2 separate regions of the Homo sapiens genome follow, and region 2 is linked to region 1. Evidence: read pairs that join two places in POLR2A ChIA-PET (ENCODE). Cell type or tissue: CD4-positive, alpha-beta T cell. All regions are shown on one strand.

Region 1 (8,000 bases):
ATTTATTTTTATTTAATGTTCACGACAACTCATGATGTCAGTGGTATGCTGTGTTCAAGACAAAGAGGAGCCTATCTTAGGGTTTCCTGGGACAGTCTGGGTTTATACCTGTTAAGCTTGTATAATTATTAATAGTGTCCCTTACAAAAAGGTCCCAGAAAATCTGTTTTCCACTTTGTTACAGTAGCTCTGTTGGCAAGTATAATCCTACCTGTTTACGTGGGGGTCAGTGAGAAAAATAAAGCTCACAGAAGCTAAGGACTTTGCCCAAGGTCGCAAGTGGTGCTAGGTGGTTGTTATGGACTGAATTGTACCCCCACCCTAATTTCATATGTTGAAACCCTTCCTCCCCCAATACCTCAAAATGTGACTATTTGGAGATAAGGCCTTTACTGAGGTGATTGCATTAAATTAATGGGGCCCTCATCCAATCTGACTGGTTTGTTTATAAGAAAAGGAAATTTGAGCCAGGCCTGGTGGCTCATGCCTTTAATCCCAGCACTTTGGGAGGGTGAGGCAGGCAGATCACCTGAGGTCAGGAGTTCGAGACCAGCCTGGCCAACACGGCAAAAGCCCATCTCTACTAAAAATACAAAAATTAGCCTGGCATGATGGTGCACAGCTGTAATCCCGGCACTTTGGGAGGCTGAAGCAGGTGGATCACTTGAGGTCAGGAGTTCAAGACCAGCCTGGCTAACATGGTGAAACCCCATCTCTACTAAAAATATTCTAAAAAATTAGCTGGGCGTGGTGGCAACCACTTGTAATCCCAGCTACTCGGGAGGCTGAGGCAGGGGAATCGCTTGAACCCAGGAGGCGGAGGTTGCAGTGAGCTTGGATTGTGCCACTGCACTGCAGTCTGGGCCACAGAATGAGACTCCATTTCTGGCACCCCAAAAAGAAGAGGAAATTTTGACACATAGATACCCGGGATGCATAGAGAAAAGGCTGTGTGAGGAAACAGTGAGAAGGCCACCATCTCTACAGGCTAGGAGGAGAATCAGACCTCAGAAGCCAGACCTGCAGACACCTTGACCTTGGACTTTCAACCTCCAGAACTGTGAAAGGATAAATCTCTGTTGTTTAAGCCACCTCACCTGTGTATTATTATAGCAGCCCTAGCAAATGAATACAGTGGTTATGTATGGTTTGAACTCTGGGGCGACCCCTAAACCTGCCCTCTTTTCCCACTGAATAATTCATCTTTGTCCTGCACTACTAGGCCTGCAGCTAAGTGACAGTGTCCCTTTAGGTTTCTGGCTGGTCATTCAGACTTGGCTAGAGCTGGACATTCTCCAGCAGGCTCGAGTCATGAGTGAGTTTTCATTCGCTGTGATCTGCAATCCCAAGAAGAGTTTCTTAGATTTTCCAAGTTATCTGGTGGTTGGATGATGAGTGACAGTGAGACACCATCTTTTGATGGTGGAAGATTCCCAGTTCTGGCCTTAATTAGAGGGCTCTTGGCGGAGAGAAGGCACCAAGCCAGCCTTCTGAAGTGTTCCCTGGGAGCGTCTGTGGAAGAAGGTAGCATGTAAATGTCCATTGTCTATGTTGTTGATTTGGTGGGCTTCACGGAGATACCTGGCTCTGAAGGCGTGAGTTCCAGTGTCATTATCTCTACACCAATGTCATTGCCTAACACCAAAGAACAAGCACTGTCTTCTGAATGTCCTCAAAGCAAAGGAAGAGAACATGCTTTCCAATGGCTGAGGCTTAGCTCAGGGCTCAGAATCCGCCAGGAGAGCCAGATAGGTTTGATGTATGTGTGGAATGATAACGAACAAAGTCCTCCTCCTCTCTCTACTTTCTTTGTTGGGGCTTAATTGCTTGTTAAAATTAAGCCTTTGGCCTTGAGCCTGGCTTCTTGGTCTTACAAGCAAGACTTTTGAGGTGTAGACAAGTTTCATTGCTCTAAGACCTGTAATCAGGCTCCTGCCTCTTATTTAAACAGTTACCTTTGGGAATAGCAGTGTACACAGAGTCACTTTAAACTCATTTCTGTCTCCCTCATGGTGCCTGCCACGCATAGAGCTAGCTACTGAATCGGAACTTAGTAAACACGTGTGGATTGATTTAGCTAACTTTACATGGTTCCTTGCTGTGGCAAAGTGACTGTTTTGTTTCTAGTCATGATATGTGTGCTAATTTCTATCAACCATGTCCGCTACCTTTTTAAAAAAGACAGATGGTAAAAAAAAAAAGATTACGGTATTTGTTAAGGTGGTACTGCTTATTTGCTGTAAGTATTCTTGATTTTGATAGACATTATCCAAAAATTGTAGGATTATTTTGTCTAAAGTAATAATATATTTTCCAGCAGAGCTCTTGTGAAAGAGTGGAACCCAGTGTTCTCCAGTGTAAGATGCTGGGATCAGATCCAGGCTTTCAACAGCATCTGTGTGACTCGGACAGGTTACCAGTCTCTCTGGTCATCAGTTTCTCCATCTCTATACTAATGATAGTGATAATGATAGTATCTACCTCTTAGGGTTATTACAGGGGTAAACGAAATGATACACGCATAGAAGTTAAGCCCAGTGCCTGGAACATAGTGAGAACTTAACAAATGTCATTTATTGCTAGTATTCAACTGTTCAGAACCTCAGTCAAGTAATATGCCCATAGGACAAAGTTAAGAATAAACCAAAGGAATGAAAACTGTATGTATTTTCAGGCAAAAGGATTCTGAGTAATCATTTCCTGTCATGTTGTGTTGGTATCTAAATAATAAATTCAGAAGGACTGGTATATTGGGCACACAGGATTGAAGGCTAATTCAGAGGCATGCAAGATCCTGATGGTCACTTATTTCCTTGCTTGATGTAATAATAGAGCTAGCACACAGGGCCTGGCACCTAGGAGGCCCTCTATAAATGATCGCTGTTAGCTGTAGTAATTTCAGGTTCCTGGGATGCATTTGCAGACTTAGAGAAAGAGCATGTATTATTTAGGTTCTGAGTCTGTGAGTGTTTGTGACAACACTTTTTGATCTATCGAGGTCAGTGTTTAGAAAGTATATCAGTTACTGCCACAATAATGCTGTATAACAAATGACTTCAAAACTCAGTGGCTTGAAACAACAAGCATATATTTTCTCTGTGTTGGCAGGGGGTCGGCTGATCTAGGCGGGGCGTGGCTGCACGCTGTAGATTGTGTACAGGTTTGTTTCACGTGTCTGGCATCCTCCTTGGACCAGCAAGGTACTGGGGACATGATCTCTTGTGGCAATGGCAAAAACACAGTAGGCCACACTTGATCACCTAAGCATATTTCAAGCTTCTGCTTATGCCACATCTACTAACCTCCCATTGGGCAAAGCAGTCAAATGGGCAAACCCAAGCTTAAGGGCTGCAGAAGCACACAGTAAAGAACTGTCGAGTCACATGACCAGAGGGCATGGATCTAGGAGCTGTGACGAATGAGGGCCACCAATTCAGTGCACCTGGTTCCCCATTTGACTTCCCCAACTGAGCCATTGCAATAGATGATAGGAAAGGGCTTTCCTTGTTGTAGGCGGTTCCATGGTTACTGGTACCGGCATTAAGATTCTAAAAGCACTCCACTGTAGCGTGCACGCACATTGCAAATTCCCCTTTGGTCTCCAGGAGGCTTTCCTCTGATGGACAGGAATTTACTCTACTGTAAACCAAAGAGTCCCAATTTAGACAGATAGGATGGATTAGGCAGACAGCATCATTGACCTGGTTCCACTTCGTTAGCCTTTCCAATTAAGGAGGATGTTGCTGAAAGCGAGACCTCACAGATATATAGTCATACCTTGAATCCTCTGGACTGAGGCTCTTTAGGGAGAGTCTTCCATTTCCAGTGTGTGCAGAGGGAGGAGAGCATAATGATGCTGGCAAGTGAAACCCAAGTATTAATGATGTGGCCCCTTGTGAGGACTTTATCTTCTTCCCAGTTAGTTAATGAAGATGCTAAATAGATAGCATTTGTGCTTTTGCTTTCCAGAATCTTCTTAATCTTGGATCCCTGACCATGCACTGATAAGGTCTCTGATTTTGGAACATCAAATAGAGAGCTGATGCTTCACTGTGTCTAGAGATCAGGCTTTTGATTTTGTCAACACAGTTGACAGAGATTTCCTGTGACTTCCCAAGGAAAGTCTTGTCCATTGGAGCTGCTTTTAGGGGTCAGGATGGCATTCTCCCCTCTTCAACCTCTTGGAGATTCTAAGCAATGAAGCATTAAGTCTCAGACAATAGCCAAATGGTCTGTGAAGTACAGCTTAATTAATCTGGGCATGCACCCAACACCCCAGTCTGGTGCTTTGCTAGCACTTGGCTTGGAGATTGAGGCTAATTTTGAGGCTGAGATGCAGCTTCTTATCTTATAATCAAAATCGAGGTGGTAAGATCTGAATGGACAGACAGACAGACACAGACTACTCTGACCTGAACAGCAGATGTTGCATGCTCTCGCCCACTAAGCTCGTACCAGGTCTGACTCATGCTGCCACCCACAGACCAGGAGGATGGTCTTGCTTCCCAAAGACAAAAATGGGTCCTGCCCCAACACAGGGAAACAGGAAGTACAGAGTAGACTCTTTCTGCATGCGAGTGATACAAAACCTGCCTGATCAAAAGAAAGTTGCTCTATGAATGTCGGGTTTTACCAATCCTAGCTGCCACTTCTTCACCCCTGGGAAGGAATCAGTAAGGATTTGAAGAGACAGGCCCAAAACAGCTCCTTCATGACTTCCCCAGATTCCTTTATAGGTCAAGGCTGCAATGTGGGGAGACGGGGAGAACATATTCCCCTCCATGTTTTCTTGGGTATGAGGAAGACTCAATGCCTGGGGGAATGTGAGAATTAGAGTGGGATGTTCTCTTGGCAGTTTCCTTTCAGTTACACCAATGGAGAATTACTGGGAGTTGGACTCAGAATTGGAGTTGGGGGACGACGAATTCCTCTTCCTAAAGGACAGAGCTGAGCAGAGCTCACCGTATTTCTGAGATCGTGCCTCTTACACTCCTCAGAATTGGGCATCATTACAAAGATACCGTAGAACAGTCATCAAGACAGTGAATGGCAGCTCACCTAGAGAAGGGGTTTAGAAAGTTCCAATTTCCCTGCATTTCCTTCTTGCTCACAGTATGGGACAATGGGCTGGTGCTAATTTGCATGGCTTCCTAAAACCCCGTGGTGGAAAATCTGCTAAGACAAAGCAAAGCTTCAAACTGGATGTGTACTTCAGGGCCCTAAAATCATGCCCATTCTCTATCAGAGGAAGCTTGAGGTTGTTTTTCCCAGAATTATAAATCCAAGATGATTAAGTTCAGAGCAGACGTGGTATAGACAGAAATAGCCTTCATGTGCTGGGTTTCCTGTTTTCTTTGGAAACCACTCACTGGACACCACCAACTCCTCCCATCAGTCTTTTCCTCCTCCTGTACCCTCCCTGTCTCTCCTCCAACCCAAAGGGTTCATGCTTAATGACCCGAGACAGTACCACCAAGCATTCCCAGTCAATCGGCTTTTGTACAGAGTGAATGAATAGGACATTTCTCTGGCCTTCTCTATCCTAAAAAAAGACCTTCCCCAGACCATGGAATGTGCTCCTCAAACCAGAAATTAAGCTGCTCGCTCTCATTCCTTCCCTTGTTCTTTCCAAGATCAGACACAAATTGATGATGGCCTTGTTCCTAGTCAGGACTTTATATTCTTTCTGGTTTATTCCTAATCCTCTTACGGAGCCAAACTCTCCTTATAGAGGGTTTGGATACACGTTGAGCTCTTTGGCAAGGGTGCCTTGTTTCTTTTTTCTTTACATTTTGTTGTTTTGTGTGATCTCCATGTGGGCATTTCCTTCATAAAAACTTGAGCCTCTTTCATCACTTGTGCGTGAGAGGAAGTGTTGGGGCGGCCTGCAGACTGGGCCAAGCTGTCCTGATGTCTCTGTAGAATGGAGGACACAGGTTGGGCTGCCCTCCCCGTGGGGTGGCTTGACCACTGGGGAAATCAAGCTTTGTTTGAAAATGATGCTGGGAGCTTGGCGTGGTGGCTCATGCTTATAATCCCAGCACGTTGGGTGGCCGAAGTGGGAGGATCATTGAGGCCAAAGTGTTGGAGAACAGCCTGGGAAACATAGCGAGACCCCATCTCTACAAAAATAATTTTTTAAAAAAGCCTGGCATGATAGTGCATGCCTGTAGTCATAGCTACTTGGGAGGCTGAGGTGGGAGGATCACTTGAGCCCTGGAGGTCGAGGCTGCAGTGAGTGAGCTATGATCATGCCACTGCTCTCCAGCCTGGGCAACAAAGCGAGACCCTGTCTCTTAAAAAAAAAAAAAAAGGAAAGAAAGAAAAAGATGCTGGGGTAGTAAGTTAACTTTTTTTCACTCCTCACGTGCATTTTCTCCTTTCATCCTACAGGATCCACACCCAAGTCCGCTCATCACCCTGGAGACTCAGGTAAGTATCTTTCCTGTCTTGGCCACTTATCTCAGCCTTAGTATTCCAGCTCTCAAGGGGACTTGTCCCGTGGCTCTGAAAGGCTGGACAGGCCCATGGCTGCCCCTGGTCCCATTTGGATGTGTGTGTGCCTGCACATGTATGTATACACACTGGCATATAGTGTACACGTGTGTGCAATGGTGTGGGTGTGCATGGGTGCACATTCGCACCCAGGTGTCTGGTGCCCCTCCCACCTGTGGCGAGAACCATAATCATTTCTTTTGAGTTTTCGTCTGTCCTTCGCTCCTGCCCAACCATCATGCGGAGGTTCATGCAAAGGAGAGAGGAGACAGAGGAGAGCCATGAAGTGGGAAGATGCTACTCTTTGATGCCTGAACTTGGAGGACTTTTATTCCTTGGCAGTGAGGGCAGCATATGGAAGGAAGTTGCACCCTTTCATCTGCTTGCGTGTTAGGCCATTCTGAGGAATTGTGATTGCAGTGGCATTTCCGTGTGGGGAGGAGGATGACCAGCGGGTCTTGTAAGGGAGGGCACGGCCCTGACTGTCTGCTTTCTGCCTTCCTGGGAGCTAGGACAGTGCAGCAGCTATGAGTATAGGCCTTGGAGTTCAACAGAGCCAGGTGGAATTCCACCTCTGTGTCTTCTAGCCCTGCAGTGTTCATGGGGCCACATAATGTCTAAGCCAGTGTCTTCGCATCTGAAACGTCATCCCAGTGATAGTGCCCACCTTGCAGAGTTGTGGTTGAGGGTCACAGGAAATGATGTTTATAAAGTCCGGGGTACGTGCTAAGTGCTTGTGAGTGGTAGCGTTTTTTTTTTTTTTTTTTTTTTTTTTTGAGACCGAGTCTCTGTTGCCCAGGCTGGAGTGCAGTGGCATGATCTCGGCTTACTGCAAGCTCTGCCTCCCGGGTTCACGCCATTCTTCTGTCTCAGCCTCCCCAGCAGCTGGGACTACAGGCGCACGCTGCCACGCCCGGCTAATTTTTTAATATTTTTTCTAGAGACGAGGTTTCACCGTGTTAGCCAGGATGGTCTTGATCTCCTGACCTTGTGATCCGCTCACCTTGGCCTCCCAAAGTGCTGGGATTACAGGCATGAGCCACTGCGTCCGGCAAGTGGCAGCTTTTTAAACCAATAGAACTGTTACTTTTCCTGCTGGATCTGAAGGGGACGTTTCTTATCTTTGGATTAATCATTTCCTTAGCTCTTTGGGTTTGGCTGACAGTAAAGAGAGTAGGCAGACAGGACAGGCCTCGTTCAGAGCCCCACAGTGAATAGCTTGCAAGTGTCAGACACAGTCAAACCTGTTCGAACGTTTCAAGGCTGAATGACAGCTCAGCGATTTCAAGGGTTTCTGGGGTGGACTGGAAAAGACCACCTGCTCCCCTGGCCTTTGCCTCCTCCACCTTGGGTCCTTGCCCTCTCCTTGGCATCTCTGCTTGGGTTCTCCTAAGAGGAATGAGGAGACCTTCCTTGCTTCCTCCCTGATGGGGAAGGCCAGCAGATCTTCACAGTTTCCTTGTGCTTTTCTGTCCTTGCATTCTCTGGCACACAGGTATAGCCAC
Region 2 (8,000 bases), 55 kb before region 1:
GACCCAGTGGTTTCCTAACTCCTGTCTCATGGAATGTTCCTGCCTTCATGAACTAGCCAAGGTCATTCCATACTCAAATCAAAGGAAGCAGGCTCCCTCTCTTTCAATTTACAGAAGGAAAAAGAGGTCCATGGATTAGCTTTTCCCTATATTAAGTGTTTTTTGTTTTGTTTTGTTTTACTGTAACTTTTTCTTATATTTTAGAAATCTGAACCCATTTCAGCATGTGAAAATGCAGTGAAAGATGTTGTCTAAAATGCAAAATTAAAGTACCAAGAGTCATTTCAGTCAAAGGCATTGCCTGTTTCATTGAGTTTACAAACTGCGTGGCTACTGCTAAATTGAAAGGCCACTGTATTATGCTGTGTACCAGGGATGGGCGAATCTGGCCCACTGCCTGTTTTTGTAAATAAAGCTTTATTGGAACACAGCTATGCCCATTCATTTACCTATTGTCTATAGCTCATGCTATAACTGCATAGAGGGCATAGAGACCCCTGAGCTATGTCAATGAGTGTAATGACATAAGAGCAGTCTATCTTTTTTTGTTTTTGTTTTTGAGACAGGATCTTGCTCTGTCGCCCAGGCTGGAGCGCAGTGGTACCATCCTGGCTCTCTGCAGCCTCAACCTCCAGGTCTCAAGCGAGCCTTCCACCTCAGACTCCCGACTAGCTGGGACTACAGGCATTCACCACCATGGATGGCTTCACGAACTAGCCAAGGTCATTCCATACTCAAATCAAAGGAAGCAGGCTCCCTCTCTTTCAATTTACAGAAGGAAAAAGAGGTCCGTGGATTAACTTTTCCCTATACTGCGTGCTTACTGCTAAATTGAAAGACCACTGTATTATGCTGTGTACTAGGGTTGGGCGAATCTGGCCCACTGCCTGTTTTTGTAAATAAAGCTTTATTGGAACACAGCTATACCCATTCATTTAGATATCGCCTACAGCAGCGCTCATGCTATAACTGCAGAGAGGGCATAGAGACCCCTGTGCTGTCAATGAGTGTAATGACATAAGAACAGCCTTTTTATTTATTTATTTATTTTTTGAGACAGGATCTTGCTCTGTCACCCAGGCTGGAGTGCAGTGGTACCATCATGGCTCTCTGCAGCCTCAATGTCCAGGTCTCAAGCGAGCCTCCCACCTCAGACTCCCAACTAGCTGGGACTACAGGCATTCACCACCATGGATGGCTTATTTTTGTATTTTTTGTAGAGACAGGGTTTTGCCATATTGCCCAGGCTGGTCTCAAACTCCTAGGCTCAAGCAGTCTACCCACCTTAGCCTCCAAAAGTGCTAGGATTATAGGTGTAAGCTACCACACCCAGCCTCAAGCTACTTTTTTTTTTAACTCTGAACTTTTTTCCAGGCATGACAAGCAACCAAAGCTGCCATTTTGTTGTGACATGGCTCTGTCTGAATATTGTATTCTTCCTCCCAAACCTGCATCAAATATGATAGGCTGGAAATAAAATGGTTTTATTGTTTTTAAGGGAGCATTAGGCTATGGTTAAAAAGAAAAGAGAGGAGGAACTTGGAGTTATATAAACGGGTATAAATCCAGCCTCCACCTTAATCTTTTCACACACTACATTCTTTGTCTAATCCATAAATAATATATTTATTAAGCATCTAGTCCTAGCTGCTGCCTAAGGTGTGTACAAGCTGAACAACTGTTCATTATGCTGGATCTTACAGGGTTCTGATCATCTACTGCTGTGTAACAAATAGTTCTCTAACGTAATGACTAAAACAGTGCTTTAGTATCATCTCTCAAGGTTTTGTGGGCTGACTAGACGTGGCTGGATGGTTCTTTCTTGGATTTCTGCATATGTTACTGACACATATGGAGTGGGCTGTGATCATCTGAAGGTTTGGCTGTGGTGGTTGCTCAAGGTGTCTCATGCACGTGCCTGGCAGTTGGTGAGGGTTGTTGGGGGGAGCTCAGCTGGAGCTGTTGGCTGCATCAGACATGGTCTATCCTGTGTGTCTTGGGCTTCTTGCCACATGGTGGCTGGGTTCCAAGAGGGAGTTTCCCCAGAGTAAATATTCTAAGAGGTCCAGCAGGAGCTGCAAAGGTATGTATGTTATCATTGAGGCTTAGAATTCCCAGAACATCACTTTCACTGCATTCAATTGGTCAGCTGAGTCAGTAAGGCCATCTTGGCTTCAAGAGGAGGGGAATAAGACACTACCTTTCGATAAAGGCATGTCAAAGAATTTGAAGCCATCTTGAATCTGACGCATATGCCTACGGTGGTGAACTAGCACACGCCGGCTTCTTTGTTAAATTGTAACTTTGAAGAGTCCTGATGCAGAAGCAGCAGTCTTGATGCTAAGAGAGCTTTTGTTAGAGTAGTTTGGCCTGGAAAAAGCCCAGAGGAGGCTCTGGGAGATGAGCAAGCAGGAATGGGAAGGTTAAGTCGCGTTAACCAGGTGAAGAAGGGAGGTCAGAGTAATCCAGGCACAGGAAACAACCTGTGCCAAGGTCCTGGGGCAGGACTGCAAAAGGATCCAGACTAGACTAGAGCTGAGAGAATGAGGGAATTGTGATGGAAACTAAGGGTTAGTAGCCAAATAATGAAGACCAGATTTCCCAAGCTTCTAAACTTCATTTTTCTCCCATGTAAAATAGGATAATATTTACTATACGAGGCTGTTGTGAGGATAAATTAAGAGAGTCAGTAGAGCCTTGCACAGTGATGTTTTCTTTTCTCCTGGAAATGACTGTGAGTCAATGGAAAAAGCATACCACCTGACTTCTTTTTGGTGTCCCTATCTTACTCATGACCTCCTTCCTCCAGGGTCAAAACTGAGCTTACAAAGTTACGCCTTCAAACTTGCAAGCTATCCATAAAGTCTTACCAAACTGTTAAGTGTAGTCCTGGGAATTGTGAAGGGTCCAAAATGGATCTAAACCATTGCCTGGTTATTATTTGATTATTAAAGCAACACCAGCCACCTCGTTAGCACTTGTGGGTACTCTAGCAGCACCAAGGTTAAACGTCTCTGCTGGCTGTCCGTGCTCATTTGCATGGCTTCCTCCTCTCCCCCACATCTCCGATAGTTAATGCACATGCTCACTCTCACTTCCTTGTTCAAAGAGATGTTTCACCACGGTGCAGATGCTTGCCCCTGGCAACCCCTGGTGGAGGCAGCCGCTGAGAATTCCGTAAATCTGTCCTGCTCTCCCGCAGAACTGAGAATCTAAATTCTAGCATTCCAGGAGCTGGGGAGGGTAAAGGCTGTTGACATTGACATGCCAGCAGGAGCCGCAGCTCCTCCAGGGTCATTTTGAAAGCCAGAGTCTGCCGATGTGCGTGGCAGCCTCCTAGCTGCACAGGCTGATTGTGATAGGGATGTGCCCACTGGACCCCACAGTCCCCTCCTTTCTCAGTCCCTCCCAGGTACCCTCTGTGCTTTCGCATCTCAGGCCCCGTGTGAGGAACCAGGACACATGGCCTTTCATGGGGAGCTCGCAGTCTGCTGAGCTAGGGAGTTTATACTTTTCCCCAAATAATTCCCCCAAATGAGTGGGGCCCATCCTCTCCACTAATGAGGTCGTGGCAAGGCCAGTTTCTGTTCCATAAGCACAGGCTTCTTTTTGTCCCTGAAATAGCATCGCCGTGGAGTCTCACAGTTTATCCCGGAAGGGATGTGGGGTGCATTATCTGGCAATGTCTGGAGACATTTTTGGTTGGCAGGACAGGGCGGGAGCTGTATAGGCATTTAGTGGGTACAGACCAGGGGTGCCACTAAACATCTTATTCTACAGAGTGCAGGACAGCGCCACAGCAAACAGTGATCCAACCCAAATTGTCGGGAGGGCCGAGCTTGGTAGGACCTCTGCTCTCCTCTCATTGCCTGCTTTTCTCTTGTCACTGTGTCACTGCCATACTGACTTTCTGGTAGTTCCTCAAACATATCCAGTCCTGTCCCATTTGGGGACCTTCATGCTTGCTGTTCCTTCCAGAATGTTCTTCCCCATAGAAGCTGTCTGTGATTCTTGATCCATGATCAGGGATCCATTTGATTCCATGATTACACCCTTTATTCAACACTTCCCGTGTGTCTGACACACTGCATGCACAGCAAATGGAATCTCGTATTCCTGCTCACCACAGCAGCTTCTCCTTTTCCTCCATAGCTCTCATCCCCATCTGAACTCTCCATTTATTTCTGTGGGTTTTTTTTTCCTTTTTTTGAGACAGAGTCTCACTCTGTAGCCCAAGCTGGAGTGCAATGGTGCTATCTCAGCTCACTGCAACCTCTGCCTCCCGGACTCAAGCGGTTCTCCTGCCACAGCCTCCTGAGTAGCTGGGACTACAGTCACGTGCCACCACACCCAGCTAATTTTTTGTATTTTTTAGTGGAGATGGGGTTTCACCATGTTGCCCAGGGTGGTCTTGAACTCCTGAGCTTAGGCAATCCGCCCGCCTCGGCCTCCCAAAGTGGTGGGATTACAGGCGTGAGCCACCGCGCCCGGCCTCCATTTATTTCTGAGATTACCCCTCAATGACCTCTTTCCTGCTGCCTGTAGGATTCATAAAGACTCGGATTCCAGCAGTGTTGCTCACTGCTGTGTTCTCAACTCCTGCACCAGCTCTTCGCATACAGTAGGCACTCAATATATATGTGTTGCAGTGGAGGGGAGGGGATCAGAAATGGGGGAGATTGAAAGTAGGGAGAGGAGAGGAGAGTTTTTGGAGTCAGAAATCCTGGCTGCACGCACCAATTCCAGCTTTGTGTTTTGGGGGAAACCTGCTTAACCTCTCTGAACCTCAGTTTTCCCTTCTGCAAAATGGGAATGAACATCATTCCGCCCCTGTGAGGGTGGTTTTTGGTGTTTATACCCCAGGCTGTGGGTGCTGTGTGTCAGACACGCGGGAAGTGCTGAATAAAGGGTGTGATCGTTTTTCTCTGCGGGGGGTCTGCAGTTCTGATTCCCTTGGAGAAGGCAGAGTGAGGAATCATCGCAGTTACCGTCCACACAGTGCTCACCACATGCCGGCCCCGTTGGGTATTCATGCGCTTTAATCTCACAGCATCTTGTGTTGTCCTGGTCCCCGTTCCATAACTGAGCAAACGGCAGTTGAGGGTGGTGAGGGGCTGCGCTGGTACACACAGTGAGGAGGTGGTGGCAGGGGTGACCTTCAAGCAAACCCAGGCTGCCTGGCTCCATAGCCTTAACCAGGACACTCGCCACTCCTCTAAGATTTGTTTTTCATCTCCCTTTGCAGAAATGCCCTTTTGCTCATTTCTCATTATGTGTGTCAGGGCTTCCTGTGGGTGCCCAGTGGAGTGTGGGAGGAAGCGGAGAAAGCAAGGCGCTTACAAGGAGACTCATCCACGGGTCCGTCTCGTTTTGTGCCTGGGTCTTAATTTATAAAGATGTCTGATAGCCAGGCATAGTGGTGTGCACCTGTGGTCCCAGCCACTCCAGAGGCTAAAGCTGGAGGATTGCTTGAGCCCAGGAGGTCGAGACTGTAGTGAGCTATGATTGTGCCACTGTACTCTGGCCTGGGTGATAGAGCAAGACCCTGTCTCTAAAAAATAAATACAAATAAATGAAGCCCACCAAATAAATGAATAAGTAAATAAAGGTGTCTGGGTGACAACACAGCGAGGTCAAATAAATAGAAATAAAGCCCACCAAATAAATAAATAGAGATGTCTGGGTGACATCACAGTGAGGTCAATGCCCTTGAAAGTTTAGTGTGACTCAGTTTCCCTAGAAAGAAGAGGCACAGCATGCTTGCAGGGCCACAGCAGGAGGCCCTGGTTTTTTGGTTTGGAGGCAGAAGACAGGAGTAAGGAGAAAATCTAGGCCAGAACCTTTACTGGGGTTCCCACAGGAAAGGTGAGGCAAGGCAGGGCAAACAGTTTGGGATTGACCGGCTTGAATAATTTCAGGAGGGCTTTGGGCTCTAGAGGGGTCTCTAGCTGCCTGCTACCTGGCCCCAGGTTGGTTTAGGGCGGGGGAAAATTGGCTTGGTGTGTGAGAGTTAGATATGGTGATGGCTGAGGGGGTATAGACTCTGGGTTTGTTGGTTTGCATGTGAGAGGCTTGCTCCTGGTTGAGCCCTTTGCTATCTCTAAGAACGGGCTAGAACTGGGAGGGGATGTCTTTACCCAGGTCTATAAAACCCCTAATGCTAGAGCATCTACAATACAGAAAATCTGTCATCTCAGCACTTTGGGAGGCTAAGGCAGGTGGATGGCTTAAGCCCAGGAGTTCAAGACCGGCCTGAGCAACATGGCGAAACCCCATCTCTACAAAAAATACAAAAATTAGCCAGGCATGGTGGTGAGCACCTGTAGTCCCAGGTACTCCGAACACTGAGGTTGATTGAACCCAAGAGGTTGAGGCTGCAGTGAGCTGAGATTGCACCACGCACCACTGCATTCTAGCCTGGGTGACAGAGTGAGACCCTGTCTCAAAAAAAAAAAAAAATGATGACAAAAAATAAGAAAGTGTAGTTGAACTAATTAGCCATGTGATGAATGGATGGCAAATAGACAAATGCATTATCTATGAAAACACACAGAACACCCCCTTCCTTGCTCATGTGTGGGTACCCAGCATGACTGCTTAGAGTCCTTGAAGGGTGTGAAGCCAGCCCAGTGTCCCCTCAGTGCACAGTGTGTGGCATTGATGCATGCCTGTATACCATCATCAGATATGTTACTTCTTTTTTGAGTACCAGGTCCCGGGGGCACAAATAGGATGACTGTGGCCATACCTCTCTTTGGGCTGTATTCACTGACTGCCTACTGCGTGTCAGGCACCAGCCTGGGCACTGAGCATACAATGGTGAGAAATTAGACATAGTTTTTGACCTCATCCAGCTTGTGGTCTGGACTAGTCTTGAGGAAAAGGTGGGGAGTGTGGCTATATGTATTATCTCTCCAGACACACTTGGCCTATATTGGTCGCAGAAGTCAGAGGCTCAGCAGATACGAGCATTGTGAACATGGGCTGGACTGCAAATCAGGTTCAGGATTTGACCAGTTACACATTCTTCTGACTCTCCCCAGGAGTGCTGCCATTAGGAAAACATCTCGGAAAGGAATTAAGCACTCTAACTGTAGATACACCCTTATTGAAGTATTCCTTGTTTGGGAAAGTAAATCTCTGTTAGGTCTCCTTGGGACTCAGTCAGTTGGGCTGCCTTCCAAGATGGTGGATGGTGATCCACTGGGAGACCTAGTATAAGAAACTGTCCTGTTTCCACTGGGAAATCAGGAAAAGAACTTTGATGTCTTAGAATCTTTAGAGCCTCTTTACCTCTTTTCTTCCCCACCCCCACACCCCCAAATGCTTCAAAGTAAGACTATTTCCCCTCCCCCCACCCAATCCTTGGTGTTTGGTTTGAATTTGGTTACCACGGTATTTAATCTGTTTACACGAGTTTTATTTTGGCCTCTAACTACAGAATGAAGAATGTGGTAGAGTCTAGGCTGAGTTAAGCCCAGAATTCTGGAATCCTTGGTATGTGTGTGGGGTTTGTGTGTGTTTGTGTACGTGTGTGTGCGCCAGGACCCCCTCACGTGGACCTGGTGCTGTGTGCCAGGTTCTGCCCTGTATACCTCTGCACCCCCAGGAGTGCTATTCACCTAGTTTCTCGTGTGAATCATGCACATGGACCTGGGCTGCACGGTGGCTGTGAGAACAAACTGCACCTCACCAGGATCTTCAACCCCAGGAGCTGTGCGGAGCGTTTTTGGGGGCCATTTTGGGGCTCAGAGAAGGAGTTGTAGGTATACTTCTTACACATGCCCTTCAAATCAAGTTGATATGAGGTTCTGGACACTCGCTAATTAAAACATGAATATTGCAATGTGGAAGATCTTGTTCCCCCTTTTATGCCCCCTCTTGCCCCACCAAGAAGTTTAAATGGGCTTTCTGAAAATGTGCCCAGAGAAAGACAACATCCTTTTCACCTTAGGCCTCCGGGCCACCTAGTGATGGGCAGCCGGATTGTGAGTCAGCAG

Evidence for each region. Peaks named below come from ENCODE experiments on the same cell type or tissue, not always from the same donor. Only the 100,000 strongest peaks of a DNase experiment are listed, where the experiment ranks them.
Region 2: POLR2A ChIA-PET joins it to region 1 with 11 read pairs; 11 of 35 experiments call an interaction of 5 or more read pairs at or near these places.

Annotation. Positions count from the first base shown.
Region 1 is chr16:17,356,444-17,364,443 of GRCh38, reverse strand. XYLT1 (xylosyltransferase 1) reads left to right here. Exons shown (of 12, transcript NM_022166.4): 2 at 6,394-6,432. Among named protein-coding and RNA genes, the nearest start is that of XYLT1, 110 kb to the left of the region's middle. RefSeq lists an enhancer at 4,342-4,431. In CD4-positive, alpha-beta T cell, no CTCF peak of the experiment used is centred here; DNase peaks (open chromatin) are centred at 3,443 and 4,473; H3K27ac peaks cover 6,132 bases.
Region 2 is chr16:17,411,901-17,419,900 of GRCh38, reverse strand. The region is part of intron 1 of XYLT1 (xylosyltransferase 1); the gene reads left to right. It overlaps LOC124903654 (a long non-coding RNA gene), which reads left to right. Exons shown (of 2, transcript XR_007065008.1): 1 at 1-126; 2 at 788-920. Among named protein-coding and RNA genes, the nearest start is that of XYLT1, 55 kb to the left of the region's middle. In CD4-positive, alpha-beta T cell, a CTCF peak has its summit at 3,232; DNase peaks (open chromatin) are centred at 3,080 and 5,300; H3K4me3 peaks cover 731 bases; H3K27ac peaks cover 1,097 bases.